Linked DNA regions of Homo sapiens: regions 1 and 3 are each linked to region 2. The links are chromatin contacts, found by Hi-C or POLR2A ChIA-PET in ENCODE. All regions are on one chromosome and are shown on one strand. Each heading gives the region's core, a stretch centred on a gene start or an enhancer-like site at or near the end of the contact. The rest is flanking DNA. Distances are from core to core; before and after follow the strand shown.

The links. A loop is a pair of places that touch in the nucleus more often than their neighbours do. ChIA-PET counts read pairs that join two places held with the same protein, here RNA polymerase II (POLR2A). Pooled maps may share reads with other maps.
Region 1: a loop to region 2 is called in a pooled map, with 11 times the contacts of the local background. The contact joins the promoter of BRD8 here to the promoter of SIL1 in region 2. A Hi-C loop is called at or near these places in 7 of 50 pooled maps. POLR2A ChIA-PET finds 5 or more read pairs at or near these places in 2 of 52 experiments (HEK293 and activated T-cell).
Region 3: a loop to region 2 is called in a map of CD4-positive, alpha-beta T cell, with 4 times the contacts of the local background. The contact joins the promoter of FAM13B here to the promoter of SIL1 in region 2. A Hi-C loop is called at or near these places in 2 of 168 maps with a recorded cell type or tissue (CD4-positive, alpha-beta T cell and naive thymus-derived CD4-positive, alpha-beta T cell) and 7 of 50 pooled maps. POLR2A ChIA-PET finds 5 or more read pairs at or near these places in 2 of 52 experiments (CD8-positive, alpha-beta memory T cell and Caco-2).

The regions. Positions count from the first base shown.
Region 1 is chr5:138,177,160-138,179,879 of GRCh38, reverse strand. BRD8 (bromodomain containing 8) reads left to right here and starts at 1,250. Exons shown (of 27, transcript NM_139199.2): 1 at 1,250-1,284; 2 at 2,213-2,309. The coding sequence starts at 1,266. It overlaps KIF20A (kinesin family member 20A), which reads right to left and starts at 768. Exons shown (of 19, transcript NM_005733.3): 1 at 678-768; 2 at 35-220. The coding sequence starts at 199. RefSeq lists enhancers at 939-1,108, 1,249-1,298, 1,006-1,300.
Region 2 is chr5:139,196,849-139,199,859 of GRCh38, reverse strand. SIL1 (SIL1 nucleotide exchange factor) reads left to right here and starts at 1,492. Exons shown (of 10, transcript NM_022464.5): 1 at 1,492-1,591. RefSeq lists a silencer at 1,287-1,816.
Region 3 is chr5:138,031,657-138,034,361 of GRCh38, reverse strand. FAM13B (family with sequence similarity 13 member B) reads left to right here and starts at 1,283. Exons shown (of 24, transcript NM_001385994.1): 1 at 1,283-1,580. FAM13B-AS1 (FAM13B antisense RNA 1) reads right to left here and starts at 1,588. Exons shown (of 2, transcript NR_037900.2): 1 at 1,410-1,588. LOC124901077 (a long non-coding RNA gene) reads right to left here and starts at 1,223. Exons shown (of 2, transcript XR_007058952.1): 1 at 1,111-1,223; 2 at 1-867. RefSeq lists silencers at 1,575-1,624, 1,635-1,704 and enhancers at 1,211-2,094, 2,195-2,254.

The sequences.
Region 1 (2,720 bases), core at 1-2,500, 1.0 Mb after region 2:
ACTTTCCGCCCCAGCCACTCCCCAGTTCCTTTACCTGCTGCTTGTCCTCTAGGGAGGTAGAGACGACAGAGCAGTCTGATAGCAGGTTCTTGCGTACCACAGACCCCAAATCTGCAGCTGTGGACTCAAACATGGGAGAAACTACGACATCGTCATCGGACAGCAAGCCCGCTGGCGGAGAAAGGATCCCTTGCGACATGACGGCAGGGGCAGCCTAGGTCTAAAAAGAGACCAAAAAGTGGGCAGGGAGAAGAACCTTTAGGGACAGAAGGGGCCGCGAATTTTAGGTAATAAGTCCCTTGCCCCAGGACACCGTGTCCCGCTTCCTACTTCTTTTCCCCTCCAATTATCGGCAAAGGGGAAGGGAATGAGAGAAGTTCACTTAATGAACAATTGAGAGAAGTTTGAGGCGGCATTTCTGAACGCGAACAGAAGTCCACAGACATCTGGCTCCAAAAGCAGAAGGCTACGCCTAAAGTAGGGCACCTCGCCCGCCGGTGCTGTGGAGGTGGTGTCAGGATCCCTCGGCTCCTTCTCTAACCTCACCCCAAGGACCACCGTGAGAACAGAGATGCAGCATTAAGAGAAAAACAGATGGCTGCAGCTCCGATTTCTTAAAGCCTATTCCGCGCGGGCAAGAGCTGGTAACCCGGGCTCCAGCACAGCCGCACACTCACCCGAAGACGTGCCACTTGCTCCTCCTGGGATACTGGCTTACTCACACCTAGTCGCCGAAGCTGGACTTTCGCAGCCGCAGAGCACAACTCCGCCCACGAGGTGCAGCTTTGTTACAGATACAATATTTTAAATTACGCGCTGCGTTCGTTCGGCCAATCAGATAGGGAAGCCTGCAGCTACCAATCCGCGTAAGGAAAGGGGGCGGGCCTGACTGGAATTCCAGTCGTTCGCTTCTGCTTGACCTCTGAGTTCTAATGTGGGTCCGGGTTACCAACTGTCGTGGATTCGCACTTATTTTGCCTGGGATTCTTCCAACTTAACCTTTTTCCTTGAACCTTAGACATTTCTTACCTAAGAGCCTAAAGGAAATCTTGAGGCTTCAGCAGCCAACTCCTGTCCTTCCTTAGCAACAATCTTAACAGGAGTGCACAGGGTAACTGGTTTAGGGTGCTTGCTTTGTCTTAAGGGGAAAAACGACATTTCCCAGGAGGCACCGCGAACCAACGCCGGTACACTATTTCCCAGAATTCCAGGGTTTCGGCCCTTCCAGACCGTCTCTCCTCAGGGTTGGAGACTTCGGGGCCAAGATGGCGACGGGAACGGGCAGTGAGTATCTGAGCAGGTTTTGCGTGAAAGGCCTTTGTAGATCCGAGGCTAGGCACCATATTTTTGTTACACGCTTAGGGAGTGGGAGAAGTGGGTTGCTTGAGAGCCCAGGGTTTTCAGAGACCTGCGCTCTACAGCATCGTGAAGACCAACGTTTGGGGGCCCAGAAATCTGGGGTCTTGTTTCTCAGGGAGAGAGCGGAGGTGTGAGAGAAGCAGCTTAGTGAATCCTAGTGTGTTAGGAACTCTGCGGGTTAACCGTAAAAGCACTCTAGAAACTTGGGCGTGCAGACGAAAAGATGTTATGAGCCAGACGGAGTAACCGGCACCTCAAAGAGCCATTCATTTTTTTGTCTGACGTTTGTGAGGCAGTGGAAGTGGGGTCTTTTAACCATGAGCTTTTCTTGCCACTCAGGAAATTGCATCTCGGGGATTTCAGCCATTTTTCTTTTTTTGGACTGAAAAGCTCTTTTACCCCCGACATTTGGAGTAGAGGATCTGAGAGAAGTAAACAAGTTTATGCTAAGAGGGAGGCGGGGTAGTAGGAGGGGCTGGCCGCTCGGGTTCCTGGGAAATAAGCCCTGAATAAGTTCAAACTGGAATAAAGTCCAGTATTCTTAAAACTGGGCTTTTAGGGAGAACTGCCTAATCTGACATTCCCTGTTTCTTAATAAAGCGGAGCTTCAAGCCATGGCGTTTTAAGAAATAAAATGTTAATAATTCACATGCAACGAATAGGTACCCCGGTCACTGGTGATATTTCACTTGGAGAGGTGAAAATCAAGATTTGGTTATAGTAGCTCACTTTGTCCTAACAAGTTGGGATGTTTTGTATTAGGCTTTTAGTCCTCTTTTTGGGGATTTTGGAGCTTAGCACTACAGTCTCAGTGGTTGTTTCCAAGGCTTTTTTTTTTTTCTCCCTTTCCCAGAACACAAGCTGCTAAGCACTGGCCCCACAGAGCCATGGTCCATCCGAGAGAAGCTATGTTTAGCATCTTCTGTCATGAGAAGTGGCGATCAAAATTGGTAAGGTATCTAGGATGTCAGCTTTTCTGGGTCTTAGAAATTGTTAGATACTCTTTCACATCGGTAGATTTCTATAGTTAATCATATTAAGCTGTAAGTAGACTTTCTTTTCTTTTTCTTCTTTTTTTGAGACTGAGTCTCCTTCTGTTGCCCAGGCTGGAGTGCAGTGGTGCGGACACGCCCAGCTAATTTTTGTATTTTTTAGTAGAGACAGAGTTTCGCCATGTTGGCCAGGCTGGTCTCGAACTCCTGACCTCAGGTGATCCCCCCACCTCGGCCTGCCAGAGTGCTGGGATTACAGGTGTGAGCCACTGCGCCTGGCCATGCCTGGCTAATTTTGTATTTTTAGTAGAGACGGGGTTTCACCATGTTGGCCACGATGGTCTCAATCTCCTGACCTCATGATCTGTC
Region 2 (3,011 bases), core at 243-2,742:
AGAAGGTAAATTGTCTGCTAGAAGCTCATAGAGTACATGGAAAAGGGAAGGGAAGTCCAGAAATAGGTTGTTTGCTATTGGGAAATACTTGCCATTTGGGGAGGTAACTGTCTGGATTACTGTTTTCTCCACTCATGAATGACCAGGAATCACTATGTGGGGGATCTGAGGGCAGGAGGGGGCAGTCATTTTTATTCATCAGGTTAAGCATGTCTAGGCAAGGGGAAGGTCTAAAAGTGGAATAGTGGAAAGAGAACAGGACATTGGAGACACTTAAATCTAGCTTTAACTCCCAGTTCTACCACTTCCTGACTGTATGACTTTGTATAACTCCTTTAGCCTCTTTGAGCGTCAGCTTCTCCATTTATAAAAAGGGGATGACCATTCTGCTCAGAGGACGTTATAAGTAAATAAAATATATATGCAGCACCTGGTACAGAAAGCATGATATTCACTGGTACAGCAGAATTACAACTGCGTTGACACCAGCCTGGGCAACATAGCGAGACCCTGTCTGTAAAAAAAAAAAAAAAAAAAAAATTAGCCTGGCAACGGTGGCACGCGCCTGTGGTCCCAGCTACTGGATGGAGGCTGAGGGGGAGGATCCCTTGAGCCTGGGAGGTCAAGGCTGTGATAAGCCAAGATCCTGCCACTGCACTCCAGCCTGGGGGACACAGATTCTGTCTTAAAAAAAAATCAGAATCGCAAGTGACCTTTATTTTATTTTATTAGATTTTGAGACAGAGTTTCACTCTGTCACCCAGGCTGGAGTGTAGTGGCACGATTTTAGCTCACTGCAACCTCTGCCTGGTGGGTTCAAGCGATTCTCCTGCCTCAGCCTCCCAAGTAGCTGGGATTACAGGCGCTCGCCACCACGCCTGGCTAATTTTTGTATATTTAGTAGAGACGGGGGTTTCACCATGTTGGTCAGGCTGGTCTTGAACTCCTGGCCTCAAGTGATCTGCCTGCCTGGGCCTCCCAAAGTGCTGGGATTACAGGTGTGAGCCACCGCGCCCGGCCACCTGATGCTATTTTTAAAATAACTGGTCCTTGTAAAAAATCTACACAAGTATATAAAGTGAGTGGCTTAAAGGTGTCCTATTTTGCATGAATTTGCGAGAAATTTTATTGCTGGAGACTCTCGGCTTCTGTCCCAAACTGAGTCACAAGAACTTGATTTATTTTTACTCCGCACCCCTCTGATTGCTTTCTGAGGGTCCTTCCGCTAGAAAGAAATTACATTGTTGGAAAATCAGACAGGAAACTTCGCAGTTCCAGCCTGGAAGCAAAAGCAGGCGTGAAGCTATCTCTTCAGCCCTCCCTCCCCCCAAGGGGAGGGGCACGGGGGCAGCTCGTGCAAGAGTCTGCAGAGGGCGGGGCTAGGGGCGGGGCTCCCACCTCGGTGCGGGGCGGGGGGCGCCGCGCGCTGGTCTGGCGGCCCGCGATTGGGCGAGGCCGCGAGCGGCGTGACAGCTGCCAGCTCACCGGCTCAGACGGTCGCCGCCGCGTTTGCGCAGGGGGAGCTGGTCGCCGCCGCGGCCGCCTGGAATTGTGGGAGTTGTGTCTGCCACTCGGCTGCCGGAGGCCGAAGGTAGGGGCGGTGAGGGCCGCCCGGCCCTGGAGCTGGGCGGGGGGCTCAGGGCGCTTCCTGGGCCTCCTCCTGCCGGCGGCCTCGGCGCCTTCCCAGCAGTGTTCTGGGGACCCACACATCCTCACTAGTGTCTCCAAAGCGGGACGTCCAAGTGGGCCCGGGGCTCCCTGCCGAAGGCCTACCTTTCTTATCTTTCCCACTCAGAATGTCTCCATTCACCTCTTTATTGGCAGGAGATGGGGCCGTGGAAATTTGAGATTGGCTTTGGCTCCGCACCTGTTTTTAGTGCCCTTGCCTGTTTCATTCTCCCAGCCTAAGTTTCCGTATCTGTCCGAAGAAGGGGTGGTTTGGTGTTGATCTCCGAGACCCGTGTGTCTCTTCCCATGTGGAATTATTGTCACTCTCTTATTGCTTGTTTTTCTTTGTCCTGGAAAATTTGCCTTTAGAGGTTACAGACTGGTTAGTGTTATCTCTCGGATCGTCTAGGGGCTTTGTGCATAAGCCTTGGGCTCCATTCCCTGGGATTTCCGATAAGATGGTGCGTGGGCAGCTGTACCCCAGGGGGTTCTCATTCAGGTGGTCCCGGAATCCTGGCTTTGAAAATCCCTGCTTCAGAAGTCAGGAGAGAATGACTTGACATATGAGCCCCTGGAATGGGGCTCTGAGTGGGAAAAGCCAGGAATCAGGAAATGCTAACACGTGTGAGGCTGGGGCTTTCTTTGCACCGGAGGAATTAGAATGCCATTTGATGTCTTTTAAAAATATTTGACTACCTATATATGTAAGATCAGTTTTCTAATATTCTTAAATGCCTGGCTTCGTTTAAAGTTCAGTTGGCTTTCCCACCTCAATAAACCTAAATAAAAACATGATCTGAGAGATGGGGCGGGGGTTAAGTTAACCCAAACTAAGTAGACAGGAGGAGAATGAAACTTACATATTTGCTAAGAGAAGAAAGTGATGTGTTTATAAACAGTTTTTTTTTTTTTTTTTTTTTTTTGAGGCGGAGTTTCGCTCTTGTTTCTCAGGCTGGAGTGCAATGGTGCCATCTCGACTCACAGCAACCTCCGCCTCCCAGGTTCAAGCGATTCTCCTGCCTCACCTTCCCGATTAGCAGGGATTACAGGCATGCGCCATCGTGCCCGGCTAATTTTCTATTTTTAATAGAGACAGGGTTTCTCCATGTTGATCAGGCTGGTCTCGAACTCCTGACCTCAGGTGATCTGTCTACCTCGGCCTCCCAAAGTGCTGGGATTACAGGCATGAGCCACCTCGCCTGGCATATAAACAGGTTTTTTTTTGACATTGTGAAAGATATTTTGTTGTGTGTGTGTGTCTTTTCTGCTCTCACCCCACCCAAGTTTTTTTCTTTTCTGATAAAAGTATAGCCAGATTTGGGGATTGGGTAGGATTTTGATGG
Region 3 (2,705 bases), core at 34-2,533, 1.2 Mb after region 2:
TATAAACTCCACGAAGGCAGGGATTTACTGACGTATCTTAAGAGACTAGAACATAGTAAGCATTCACTAAGTATCTGTTGAATGAGTGAGTGAATCTGAATTAAGATTTAACTGCCCTGAGAGTAAGTGTTGGTTCTGGTCATTAGAATCAGTTGCCTCGTTCCTGGACAGAGTTCCTGGGAGCCTCATAGAACATTCTTATTCAGATTCTTCTGGTTTTAGACTCTTTGTGGACCCCACCCTTCGGTTATGACAGCATTAACTGGGTATGTGACACTTAGGTTACACATGGTTTACTCTCTCTGATGAAATGTGGGAGACACTGTGGCCTCTGTAGCCCATTTACAGATCATTTCATAGGGTAACTTTATTTTTTTCAAATCTTGTCCCAAGTTCTATGAGGGTTCTTGTTTTACATTTTCCAAGTTACTAACTTCCAGCTCAGGTAGGTAAGGGACAACTGAATTGTGGTGGCTGCTATTTTTTGTGCAGGTGTTGATCTACCGGCTGTCAAGGAGTCCAAATGGAAGATCTCAAAGCCCTTAACAGACTATAACAAAGAAGAGATTGGCTGAATATTCATACCCTTGTGAGTTCAAGGGAGTTGTAGGGATGGTCTGGGTAGCCATGCAAGTTCAGAGAGCTCATTCTTTCTGCCTCCTTTCAGCTCTGCCTCCGCAGCTGGCTGATTTTAGTATACGAAGCTCCCTGTAAGCCCGCAGCCTATCGACTTCCACAGTCCCAGACTAAGGCACCGAAGCCTTACTGTTCTCTCTGGAGTCTAGGTCAGGTCCTGAGGTGAAGGGGTAGGGTGGGGGCGGGCAGGACGCAGGTGCAGCCCCGTGGTCCCGGATCTAACTCACATCTCTGGGAATGGGAACCGAAGTCACCGCTTAGGTCTCCCCCAGCGGTTTTCGGTTCAGGTCTCTGTGCTCCTCACCTGGATATGGGCGCCCTGGGGGCCTGGCTTCCTCCGCAGAGACCAGAAGCGATCTCTGTGTTCCGGATTTTCCCTTTATCTTTCCTCTCCCCAGTGTCCTCTCTGTTTCCCAACCTCCCCATACCGAGGACCCCACAACCCGCCCCGGGATGGCGCCTGGCTGCTCGCACCCTAATTCAGGACCCCAATTGGTGGGAGAGGAACCGCGGTCCTCAAGCTTGCAGGACACAGGGCCGCTGCCCGGAATGCTGTGGGGGTGGGGACCCTCGCCGCCCCGCCCCCACCAGCGGCCTGCCCCGCCCCCTCCCACGCACGTCACGTCCGGCCCGGCCTCCGCCCGCCAGCCGCTCTCCTCCCGCTCGCCGTTAGGGAGGCTCTGCACCTCAGCCGCCGCCTCTGTCGCCACTCTCTCCCCCTGTTCCGCGTCTGCGTCGCCACCACCGCCGGGGGTATCCGGGGGGTCGCTTACCGGGCTGGCCCCGCGCCACAGCCGTAGCTTTAACCTCCCGTCAGCGGCCGCCCCAGGAAGAGGCTTCTCGGCCGCGGAGCCACTTGGGGCCTCAGTTCTCGCCCTCTTGCCGTCGCCGCGGGTCCTGGAGAAGCGGCCGCGGCCAGGGAACGGGGCATCGCGGTTCCAACGGTAGGTAAACGGGCGGGTACCCGGATCTGCGCATGCGCGGGTTGCAGGTCGCCGCGGCCCTTCCCCTCCTGTTGCCCCCCAGCGCCGCCTGCCACCCGCGCCTGCTCTCGGGCGTTGCGTTTCGGGATGTGGAGGACTCTAGCAGGTGGGGCGTTCCGTGGAGAGGGCCCCCTTTCCGCTGGAGAAAGAGGAAGATGAAGCCGTGTCCCTGGCTGCCGGGGGGTGTGGCAGCCTTGGATTTGCAGCGGCTGCAGTGCAGTTGAGCGGGCGTGCCCCTCACCTCCAGCCCCTCCAGAGTAGATGGCGCGACACCCCACGTTTCTTTGCTGACCTCTCCTGCCCGCTGGCGCTGCGCCTCTTCCCCGCCCACTTCCTTCATGCTGGGCAGTGAAGTTGATGTAGAAGAAAAAGGAGTGTGTTTTATTCTGGGCTCAACTGCGCCCCTTTTTAAGGTCACGTGAGATGAGTGGTTGCGGACTTCCTTAAATCGCTCAGAGAATATAGCCAAAATTGGGCTGTTGGTGCACTGGGGCCTTGTCTAGAATGCGCTCTGCATAGGCCAGGCTGGAGGGGGACACTTTGTATAGCATTAGGGTTCGCGTGGCACGCCTGGTTTCCTAGATGAGGTTGTAGGAATCGGTTGGCACATTTGCGCAGTGGGAAACTGTTAAGCCCTTTTTGTTTGTAATCAGTTAAAATCAAACTGACTTTTAGAAAGACGGTGGATTATTTCATTTGGTTCCCCGTTTCGCCTTCTAATCAGTGAAAAAAGTTGGGCATTTACTTTGAAGGATCTGATAATCTAAAATGGTAGCCAGAATCATTACCAGTAGTAATGCAGACTATTAACATTAACTGGGGTGCACCTGTTTAGAGAGACAGACATTAAAGGGTGGTTTTGAATTATTTGTCTTTTTAGAGCTGGGTTAGTGTGAGGCTATTTTCAACCTTCCTTTTTTGGTAACCTTGAAATGCTTGTTGGCCTGGTTTTCTCACAGGTACTGTGCATTTACTAAGTGCTTGTTGATGGAATTGAATGGACTGATAATTATTTGTATATCCATTGGGAGCGCCTTCTTACTTTTTTTTTTTTTTCCTTGAGACAGTTTCGCTCTGTCGTACAGG